Regions from separate parts of the Mus musculus genome. Here region 1 is linked to region 2. Evidence: chromatin loops called from intact Hi-C (ENCODE). Cell type or tissue: left cerebral cortex. All regions are shown on one strand. Links, peaks and the distances in the headings refer to the core of each region. The heading gives the core; the rest is flanking DNA. Region 1 overlaps Arf4 (ADP-ribosylation factor 4). Region 2 overlaps Appl1 (adaptor protein, phosphotyrosine interaction, PH domain and leucine zipper containing 1).

The links. A loop is a pair of places that touch in the nucleus more often than their neighbours do. Peaks named below come from ENCODE experiments on the same cell type or tissue, not always from the same donor. Only the 100,000 strongest peaks of a DNase experiment are listed, where the experiment ranks them.
Region 1: it touches region 2 in a loop (4-fold over the local background); 6 of 42 quality-filtered maps call a loop at or near these places.

The regions. Positions count from the first base shown.
Region 1 is chr14:26,650,096-26,655,480 of GRCm38, forward strand. Arf4 (ADP-ribosylation factor 4) reads left to right here. Exons shown (of 6, transcript NM_007479.4): 4 at 3,011-3,082; 5 at 3,742-3,867. Among named protein-coding and RNA genes, the nearest start is that of Arf4, 15 kb to the left of the region's middle. In left cerebral cortex, for the core only: a CTCF peak has its summit at 1,988 (motif pointing right); no DNase peak of the experiment used is centred there.
Region 2 is chr14:26,953,177-26,958,561 of GRCm38, forward strand. Appl1 (adaptor protein, phosphotyrosine interaction, PH domain and leucine zipper containing 1) reads right to left here. Exons shown (of 22, transcript NM_145221.2): 7 at 5,277-5,335. Among named protein-coding and RNA genes, the nearest start is that of Gm41114, 13 kb to the right of the region's middle. In left cerebral cortex, for the core only: no CTCF peak of the experiment used is centred there; a DNase peak (open chromatin) is centred at 2,478.

The DNA.
Region 1 (5,385 bases), core at 101-5,100, 300 kb before region 2:
CTCTGTAGACCAGGCTGGCCCCAAACTCAGAAAACTGCCTCTGCCTCCCAAGTGCTGGGATTAAAGGCGTGCGCCACCACCACGCCTGGCTCAAGGTACATACTTTTAACAGAGATGTAGTTTAACTACTGTTTCATTAACTGAGAATTTCAAATACTGTGCAGTTTGAAAATTTTCAAGAAGGTCTTAAATCAGTTGTTTTCTTTATTTTTAAATTTTATTTATTTTTTAATATTTATTTATTTATTATATGTAAGTACACTATAGCTATCTTCAGACACTCCAGAAGAGAGCATCAGATTTTGTTATGGATGGTTGTGAGCCACCACCATGTGGTTGCTGGGATTTGAACTCAGGACCTTTGGAAGAGCAGTAGGTTTTCTTAACCGCTGAGCCATCTCACCAGCTCAAATCAGTTGTTTTCTAATGCCACTTCTTTTTCTGTAAAAAAATTGTAATATTTGCAGATATCTTCTAAATTCTTACTGCCACCTTTTTGTTATGAGTTTCTTTTGATCTTGTAATCCTTGAAAATTTCATGAGATGTTTGCTTAGGGCTTGTTTCTTCCAGTTAGAGAGTTAGCAGGTTACATTATAGAGCGAGATTTTTTTTTTGTTCCTATGGTGAAGTATATAAAAACTATTGACTGAACAGGTTAAGTTGATGTATTTAGGAATATACACATCAACAACAAAGAAAACGATGCCGTGAATTTAAAAGAGAGCAGAGAGTTTGGGGTTACATGGGAGATGTTGGAGGGAGAAAAGGGAAGAGGAAAAATAATGTATTATATTTTAATCTCAAAAAAATAAAATATAACTTAAAGAGGAAGAAATTATATGTAAACAGTTCTTTTGCATTACTAATGAAATACTTTTTCTTAAAGATGATTAAACTATCAGGAAGTTATTCTTATAACCACACACCTGAAAACAACGTGTTAGTATCCACTATCCAATTCTCCAATTTATTTTAGAACAAGAAAAGTGTGTTGTCTCTCCATTTCACACTTTGTATGTGCCTTTTACTGCATACATTAATCAATATCACTCATAATTTTGGGGATCCTTTGTTTATTTTCCTTTTGTCTTCACCATTGCCTCTGTTTGCTCATTTTCTTCACTTTTGAGACTGGTTCTTACATAGCCCATAGTAGCAACCTGGACGTCACTGTAGCTGATAGTCCTTGTGATCTCCTGCCTCTGTTTCCTGAATGTTGCGATCACTGAGGAGTGTAACACCAGACTCAGTTTTGCTCAGTGTAAGAGCTCAAATCCAGAGCTGCTTGCAGGCTAGGCAAGCATTCTACTCTTCTGTGCTACACAAAAGACCTGGAGCTCTCCTGTTACTTAAATATGGCAGGGAAGGGGAAAGGGCTACAGTTGTTTCTCTTAGCGTAGAGAAAGGTAGTCATTGGTTAATTCGATTTTTATGCTTTGTGTGTGTGTCTGTCTGTGTGCATATATGTTTTGGGTTTGTTTTTTGTTGTTTTTTTTTTTTTTTGGATTTGAAGTAAGATTGATAGGTTAAAATCACATGTTGCTTAAATTAGTTTTCAATATAAGCCTTGAGCTTATCTTCCTGTTTTATTTGGTTTTTATTTTAACAGGACTGGCTTAGGGTTACTATTGCTATGGTAAAACACCATGACCAAAGCAATCTGGGGAGGAAAGGGTTAATTTGGCTTAGGCTTCCATATATTGGTTTATCATCAAAAGAAATCAGGACAGGAACTCCAGCAGGGCAGGAACCTAGATGCAGGAGCTGATGGAAGGTTGCTATTAACCAGTTTGCTGTTTTGGTTGCTCAGCCTGCTTTCTCATAGAATTCAAGACCACCAGCCTAGAGGGCACCATCCACAGTGGGCTTGGGGCTTCATCCATCAGTCACTAGTTAAGAAAATGCCCCACAGTCCTGCCTATAGCTTGATCTTTGTTTTTGTTTGTTTTGTTTTGTTAAATATCTATTTGCATATACACCTGCATGCCAGATGAGGGCAGCAGATCCTAGTAATAGATGGTTGTGAGCAACCATGTGGTTGCTGGGATTGAACTCAGAAACTCTGCAAGAGCAACCAGTGTTCTCAACTATCTCCAACCATCTCCAGCCCCTATAGCCTTATCTTATGGAGGCTTTTTTTTATGAAGTTCCCTCCTGTCAGATTGCATCAGCTGACATAAATTAACCTGAACAGAAACTTTTTTCTTTTTAATTTAAAATCACTTCCCTCTCCCTCATTCCCTTGCTCCCTCCCTCCTCTCTCTGCCTGCCTGCCTGTCTGTCTGTCTCTCTCTCTCTCTCTCTGTGTCTGTCTGTCTTGGGGGGGTACCTCTGAGACAAAACTTGCATTGTTGGGAGGAATCTACTCTTTCACCATGTGAGTTCTGGGGATCAAGCTCAGGTCATTATGCACCTTTACCTGCTGAACTATCTTGTTAGCCCCATGTTAGAGACTTTTAACAACTCTATTTGTAAACCCTCAGTCTTAGTTACGGTTACTACTGCTGTGATGAAACACTATGATCAAAGCAGCTCAGAACCATCAGCCCGGGACAGCACTACCACGGGCTGGGCCCTCTATGTCAGTAACTAATGAAGAAAGTGCCCACAGCTGCATCCCATGGTGGGAGGCCATTTCTTCCTTTCTTTTTTTTTTTTTTTTTTTTTTTTTTTTTTTTGGTTTTTTTCGAGACAGGGTTTCTCTGTATAGCCCTGGCTGTCCTGGAGCTCACTTTTGTAGACCGGGCTGGCCTCGAACTCAGAAATCCGCCTGCCTCTGCCTCCCGAGTGCTGGGATTAAAGGCGTGCGCCACCACGCCCAGCAGGGAGGCCATTTCTTACTTGAGGTTTTTTCCCCTCTGATGACTTGAGGTAAAACTGGCCAGGACACAAGAACATATTTTCTACCCCAAGTCTAACTAAATAACTTTCGATACTGTTTTGGTGGGTATTTTATATTTAGTGTATATTTATACTAATTTTAAATTTATTGGAAAAAATTTTCCCTAGGGTCTCATTTTTGTGGTAGATAGCAATGATCGTGAAAGAATCCAGGAAGGAGCAGCTGTGCTGCAGAAAATGGTGAGTATAGACTTCCAGTTGATCGTTTGCAAGGGGTGTAGTGTTGAGATCTGTCAGTGGCTACACAGTTTAGAGGTAGAAATAAACTTGGGAAACTATATTGTTTCCAGGTTCTTAAGAATGCACAGGAAAGCCTTCTGTGCCCACAGTCACTTCTTTTAGATTTCATGTAAGTGTGGTAATCATAAGACCAGGCCTTCCACAGAGTGTGTTATCTCCACAGGATAGAATGTATCAGAGCTACATGGATCTGTTTTTGGTACACTTCTTGCACTGGAAGATAGGAGTCCAAAAAAAAAAATAAAATAAACCATAGAATGGAGGATGATTGGCTTTAAACAGCTGTGCTGCAGGAATGGCAGCTCAGGCCTGTGATTCTCAGCACTTGGCAAGCAGAAACAGCAAAATCTCAATTTTGAGGCTAGTCTAGGGGAGAAACAGTAACAAAAGCAAAAAATGTCTCCTTTCTTAGAGGCAAATCTTTATTTGCTCAAACTGAGGGATATGAGATTTTAAGAGTGCTTAAAAATTTACATAGAGAAATTTACTTGGTGTTCAATAGCTTGTTTAATGTTAAATAAAATGTATGCTTCGGAAGGCTGTTGTGCATGGTTGGCCTTTCCATGGGTAACTGCTAACGGTTTAGCCTTTATCCCCAGCTTCTGGAAGATGAGCTGCAGGATGCAGTGCTGCTCCTTTTTGCAAACAAACAGGATCTGCCAAACGCTATGGCCATCAGTGAGATGACAGACAAGCTAGGTCTGCAGTCTCTCCGAAACAGAACAGTAAGTATTGATAGGCGACACTAAGCTCCTCTCTGGGAAGTGTCGGGGTAAGTAGGCTGATTGATACTCAGCTGTCTGTTAGTATTGTTGTAGTTGTTACTGTTTGGAGGTAGGGTCTCACTTGTAGTCTTGGCTGGACTGGAACTCACTATGTAGACTAGTCTGGCCTCAAACTCAAAGACATCTGGTCACCTCTGCATATGCCATGTTGGCCCAGTTTAAATGTATAATAATTATTTCCTTTGAACATACAGGACATTTGTAAAAATAGGGTAATGTGATTTATAGGACTTTTCTTTAACTGCATTGAATGTTGCTTTTAAAAATACTGATTTTCTATTTTTAAATTTTATTTTTAATTTTATCTTCTGTATTAATGTATTAACAATGTTGAGTTGAATATGTAGAGGTTACAGACATTCTTAAATTTGTATCATTGAAATAGCTCTCCAGCTATTTATTTTTACTATTCCCTGTGGTGTTGGGGTGTGAACCCAGATGTTTCTTGTGCAAGTGAGGGTAATCACCCAAACACTGAATAGAATCTCCAACTTAGCAAGGACTTTATACTTGGCTTGCTTTTTTTAGGTGGTGCTCACTAAATATAAATAGTCTATTAATATAATAATATATTAATATATAGTCTGCGCTGGCCTTAAACTTAAGGACATCCACCTGCCTCCTGCTTTTCTTTCCTCAGTGCAAGGATTGCAAACATGCAATCATACTAAGCCCTGCATGTTGGATTGTTCATAAAAAGCCCAGGATGTATCAATTGTAACTTAGATCATACTGTCCAGTGCTCTTTGCTTATTGACTTTAAAAGAAAACCTTATGAAAAAACCTCTACTGATACATGTTTGAAGATATTTTGAATACAAAATTACAAGAAATACTGTGCCTGCTATCAAATAGCTTAACATTTTACATCAGTGATTGATGTATTGGCAATATCCCCATACATATAAATTGTATCACAAACATGAGACCTTGGTTTTTTTTTTAAAAACAAAAAAACAAAAAACAAAACAAAACAAAAAAAAAACAAAAGCAAAAGATACTGCGGAAAACTGAGTGTCCTGTCCTTTACAAGAGCTTTGCTCTAATTTGCCAGCATGACAGATACTATTTATTTGTTGTGTAGCATGTTGCAGTGTCCTACATGGATTTAAAAAGATACACAATAAGAGAACTTGGCCATGTGTGGTGGCACACGCCTTTGATCCCAGCACTCGGGAGGCAGAGGCAGGCGGATTTCTGAGTTTGAGGCCAGCCTGGTCTACAAAGTGAGTTCCAGGACAGCCAGGGCTACACAGAGAAACCCTGTGGCCTTGCAACATGAAAATAAAATTTTATTCTAAGGTGAAAGAAGACTATTCTGTTAAAAATAAAAGTATCAACAAACATCTTTCAGAAGTTTACCCCTTTACACTGGGAATGTGGCTTAATGGCAGAGGACTTGCCTAGCACATGCAGGGCCCTGAGTACGATCTTTAGCACTACAAAAATCAAAGTTTA
Region 2 (5,385 bases), core at 285-5,284:
CTGTGGAGAAGAATCTTCCAAGGAAAATGGACTATCAATAATTACTGAACACAGCCTTCCTGTTTTCTACTCTAGTGGAAGCCCATTAACATACAAGGTAAACTCATTGTTCTGTATACCAACCAAAACACATATCTGCATGCAACTGTAAATGTAAACATGTGCACTAAGCAGGGTAGAGAGTCCACCATATGGATTATTATTTAGCCAGCAATGTCTGATCTGAATCAGCTCATACCACAAACTTTCCCCTCTTGGTTTTCTCCTTACCACTCTTTTTTTCTATCTGTTTATTTTTCTGGATTCACACTTAAAATACATATGCTCTCCTGAGTTATTTCACTCAAACAAATTTTCTTTGAGCATTTATAGAGGCCTAATATGTATTAGGCTCTTTGCCTTCTTTCCTTGAAATACCTATCAAGTTTTGACACTATCCAATGCACCAGTGACTTGGTGATGTAAATTTTTATTTCCTCCCCGGCACTCCCTGTCCCAACCAGTGGAAGGATGGGTTTTTTTTTTTACATATAAGTACAAGCATTTATATGCACTGGAAATGCACAAAATTGAAAATGGCGTCTTGGGCTGGTGAGATGGCTCAGTGGGTAAGAGCACCCGACTGCTCTTCCGAAGGTCTGAAGTTCAAATCCCAGCAACCACATGGTGGCTCACAACCATCTGTAACAAGATCTGACGCCCTCTTCTGGAGTGTCTGAAGACAGCTACAGTGTACTTACATATAATAAATAAATAAATCTTTTAAAAAAAAAAAAAAGAAAATGGCGTCTTGCTTACAACAGCTGTCCTCCCTTATTGTCTCTTCTCTCTAGGAAATGTCAATTTGAATTTCACTTCCTATTATAGGATTTCTCTCTTTCAAAGCAGGGCTAGGAAGTGAGTCTCAGTGCTTGCCTACCATTAATAAGGTCTTAGAGATGAAGAAAAATTCACCAAACTATTCTTTCTTGACCTCTTTTAATAACAATCTTCATCATGACTATGCAAATAAGTCTCTTCTTTTCTACTGGAATCTCTTTAGTACTATCCCTTTCACATTTTCATTACTGCTTTTGTTATACAACATAACTGTATGACATTATTTACTCATCTGGAATCCTTTGATGACTATTCACTTTCTCTAACAAAAATTTCAAGGCCGGAAATACAGCAATTTGGCTCCAAACTATTCCTTGTTAGACAAAGGGATTGTTGGTCTATTTTAAAACAGTATCTCATTCTGTAGCCCAGGTTAGCCTTTGAACTCCAGCGTGGCCTCAAAGTTTCAGTGATCCTCCTTCTTTTGCCCCCCAAGTGCTAGGATCACACATGAGAGCCACACCATCCAGCCCCCAGCTACTTTCTTATTTCTGCCACCTATTTCAAACCCACCCACAGAGAGGGAATCATTTCCTCCCATCATATAGTGATTGAATTTAGTGAAACTTGCTTAAACTGCTGCTCTACATTCACTAATTTCATTGTCACAACTATTGCTTTGTGGGTTCATGTTTTGCACAGAGAATAAAGGCATGAAACCAAGAAACTAGTACATCACTTCAAATAAAGAAAGAGCGAGCCTCAGATATGTCCCCAAATCTTACTGCAAAGCCAGTGCTCTAACCCTTCATAGTCTCCAAACTCCAGAAGCATGCCTCTACAGAGAGACTGTTTTGGTTTGGGGAATTTTTGTTGTTCAGTTTGAGGCTTTTTTTTTTGTTGTTGTTGTTTTTTGTTTTTTAGGAAAGTCCTTTTCAATCCCCAAAGTGTTGTCTACTTATCGTCAATACATGGGTCACCTCCTAAAGTACAAACTTGTCCAACTCACCAATAAGACTCTATCTGTACTCTTTTTAGCAAAATCTCTATTAGTGCATTTAACTCATGCTACTGCAGTCTCCTCCTCCTTGTACACTGGAACACATTCACACTAAACCTGCAATGAACACGAGAGCAGGAGTGATACCTAGTCACACTGTCCCCTAAGGCATCCAACATACTGCTTAATAAATAGATGCTCAATAATTTTTCTATTCAAAAGAAAGATGGGGGCTGGCGAGATGGCTCAGTGGTTAAGAGCGCCGACTGCTCTTCTGAAGTTCAAATCCCAGCAACCACATGGTGGCTCACAACCATCCGTAACGAAATCTGACACCCTCTTCTGGAGTATCTGAGGACAGCTACAGTGTACTTACATATAATAAATAAATAAATCTTTAAAAAAAAGATGAATGCTTTTTAAAATACTTGGAATAGCCAAAAAGCAATATAAAATATGCCAAATTTTATAACCTAGACCCTTAAGTACCTCTCCAAGGCAAAATGACTAATATAAATCTCAAACTGTGTATGTTTATTGGTTACTTGTGAACTAAAATTAGAAATGGAAAGCAGTCTAAAAGAATGATCACTGTGTGAGAATCATTTCCTTTGTTGCCATGGTGGCTGCTGCACAGCAAATCCTACTCAGTTGTTAATTTCGCAAGTAGTCACTGTGTCTCTACCAGCAGCTATGACCATGGCTGCAAATACCAAGTCCTACACAGAGATCACCTCATTTGCAAGCATTGGTATAAGCTGTATATCAAGACTTGAACCTCCCAGAACTTATAAATATTCTCTTTTTTAATCTTTAAACACATTCATCCTCAAACATTATGTAGTATTTCTGGGTTCATTCTTTGAAGAAATATCAAGATATAAATGTTCCCTTTAAATAGAGAAAGCCTTACACCAGAATTTCATTGAGTTCCATGTATGACATTAACTGAAGTATGTATGTGCTATGCACACTCCAGTGAAGTTTGCTTGGTAGGCCAAGAGGCCTGGGAGCACTCACGAGGCAAAGAGTTTCACGGAAACTCACCTCCCGGAACTTTGGCGTTCTCATAACCTGTATACTCATACCCTATCCCCGCATTAGTCTGGTGTATGGATCCACGTGCTCTCTTTTAGTATTATTTATTATAAGTGCCTTTTAAGATTGAATTCTGACATAGCTAAGCCTCCACCAGTGTTCCAATGTCCTAGAAAATGCTTGAAGCTGAGGAGCTTGGAAGAGACAGTGAAACAAATTAGGCATTACAAAGAACGGAACTAGAATAGCTCAGGGCGAAAGTCTGCAGAGTGATTACTTAGGGCAGTAGTCAGTCTCACCCATATACAATGGCCTAGCTAATAGGCCATTAACTTTTACCAAGTAAAAGTTAGGGAATCCCACTGAGACAGGAATCTTCACTACAGCCAGGTATAGCAGGCTACATTGCATATTAGAAGCAAGTTGGTGAATTCTTCTGACAAATGGAGATTCTCCACAGATACTTAAAAGTTACACTCATACAAGAATTTATCAGGGCCCAGGAAGTAGAGGGGTTGTGGTATTGCATTATTCATGAGAAGGTCTGCTAGAGCAGAACCCCCTGGTGCTAGCTTTCAAAAGGCTCAAAGAAGTAGCACAAATTATGACTAGGGTGTGAAATCCTTAGCTGTCATTAAGCTGCCCCTAAGAAGAGCTGCTTGATCTTTACTGTAAACCTTTACCTGGTTCCTGTAAGTCCTCTTGAAGTCATTCCTTTGTTTTGTGTCAGGCAACTTCAATGTACTGCTGTGACATCCTACCCCCTTTATTTTCTGTATTATATAAGACTGGTGTTCACTTTGTGACAATACATTCAGATTCTACACAATCTCCTGTGTGCATCTGTCTGTCATTCACCGACTCCTTGCCCATCTGCACCGAGAGACTCGTCCTACGCAGACAAAGGGACTGAGAGGGTCTGCAGCATGTATGTGACTTAGTTTTACCTTAACCATGATTCTTAATGTTTCCAACACAGTGTTACAGAATTAAGGTTCTCTTTTCCTTACTCAAACTATCATGAACACCTATTGTACTGGCTAGTTTTGTGTCAACTTGACACAGCTGGAGTTATCACAGAGAAAGGAGCTTCAGTTGGGGAAATGCCTCCATGAGATCCAACTGTAAGGCATTTTCTCAATTAGTGATCAAGGGGAAAGCCCCCTTGTGGGTGGGACCATCTCTGGGCTGGTAGTCTTGGTTCTATAAGAGAGCAGGCTGAGCAAACCAGGGGAAGCAAGCCAGTAAAGAACATCCCTTCATGGCCTCTGCATCAGCTCCTGCTTCCTGACCTGTTTGAGTTCCAGTCCTGACTTCCTTTGGTGATGAACAGCAAGAGTAAGCTGAATAAACCCTTTCCTCCCCAAGTGCTTCTTGGTCATGATGTTTGTGCAGGAATAGAAACCCTGACTAAGACACCTATTTAAACACCCATATTCATACTTTCTTTTTTTTAAGTGTGGTTTTTTTTATTTTTATTGTTTTTTTTAAGATTTATTTATTTATTTTATATATAAGTACACTGTAGCTGTCTTCAGACACACCAAAAGAGGGCATCAGATCTCATTACTGATGGTTGTTAGCCACCATGTGGTTGCTGGGATTTGAACTCAGGACCTCTGGAAGAGAGGCCAGTGCTCTTAACTGCTGAGCCACCTCTCCAGCACCTATTCATACATTCATATAACTAAATACAAATCTGAATTATTTCTCTTTTGTGTTTTTTTTCTATTTGAGATTAATATAATTGCAGCATTTCTCCTTCTCCTCCCCCTAAGCCTTCCAATATACCGCTCCTGCTCTCTTTGCAGTTCATGTCCTCTTTTTTCATTCATTGTTACTACATATTATTACATATTAATTGTATTGCACATAATATTTCTGAACATACATGTGGTCGGATGAAAACAGAACATAAGCAGTATTATCAAAATACAAAGCAAAAACAGTCTTATATACTGGGAATCAGGATACTTTTAAAAGTTATGTTTAATTATACTATCAACTACTGGAAAAAGAAAAGCAATTATCAGAAATTATTTGAACATGAAAAAAACATGAGAGTAATACCACAACAATGATTTGTTGGCTCTATTTTTAAATAGGAAAAACTAAATCACCTAATGAAATGGTCATTAACTTTGCTATTGAAAGAATGTGTAGAGGCAATGTGTAGGGCAATAATGGCTCAGCAGTTAAGAGCACTCACAGCTCTTTCAGAGGATTCAGGTTCAACTCCTAGCACCTACATAATAAGTTGGCTCACAGTCATCTCTAACTCCAGTTCCAGGGGATCTGACTCCCTCTTCTTGCCTCTCCTGATACTTAACATACACAGTACACAGATACACATCCAGGCAAAACATCTATCCATATTAAAAATACTTTAAAAATGTTTTTAAGAGTGTATACAACATACCTTGTCATTTTCTCTCTTTTTTGACAACCGACTGTACCTATTAATTGCGGCATCATGATCTGGAAATCAGAAATGAGTATTATTAACAGTACACCAGTACTTGACAAGA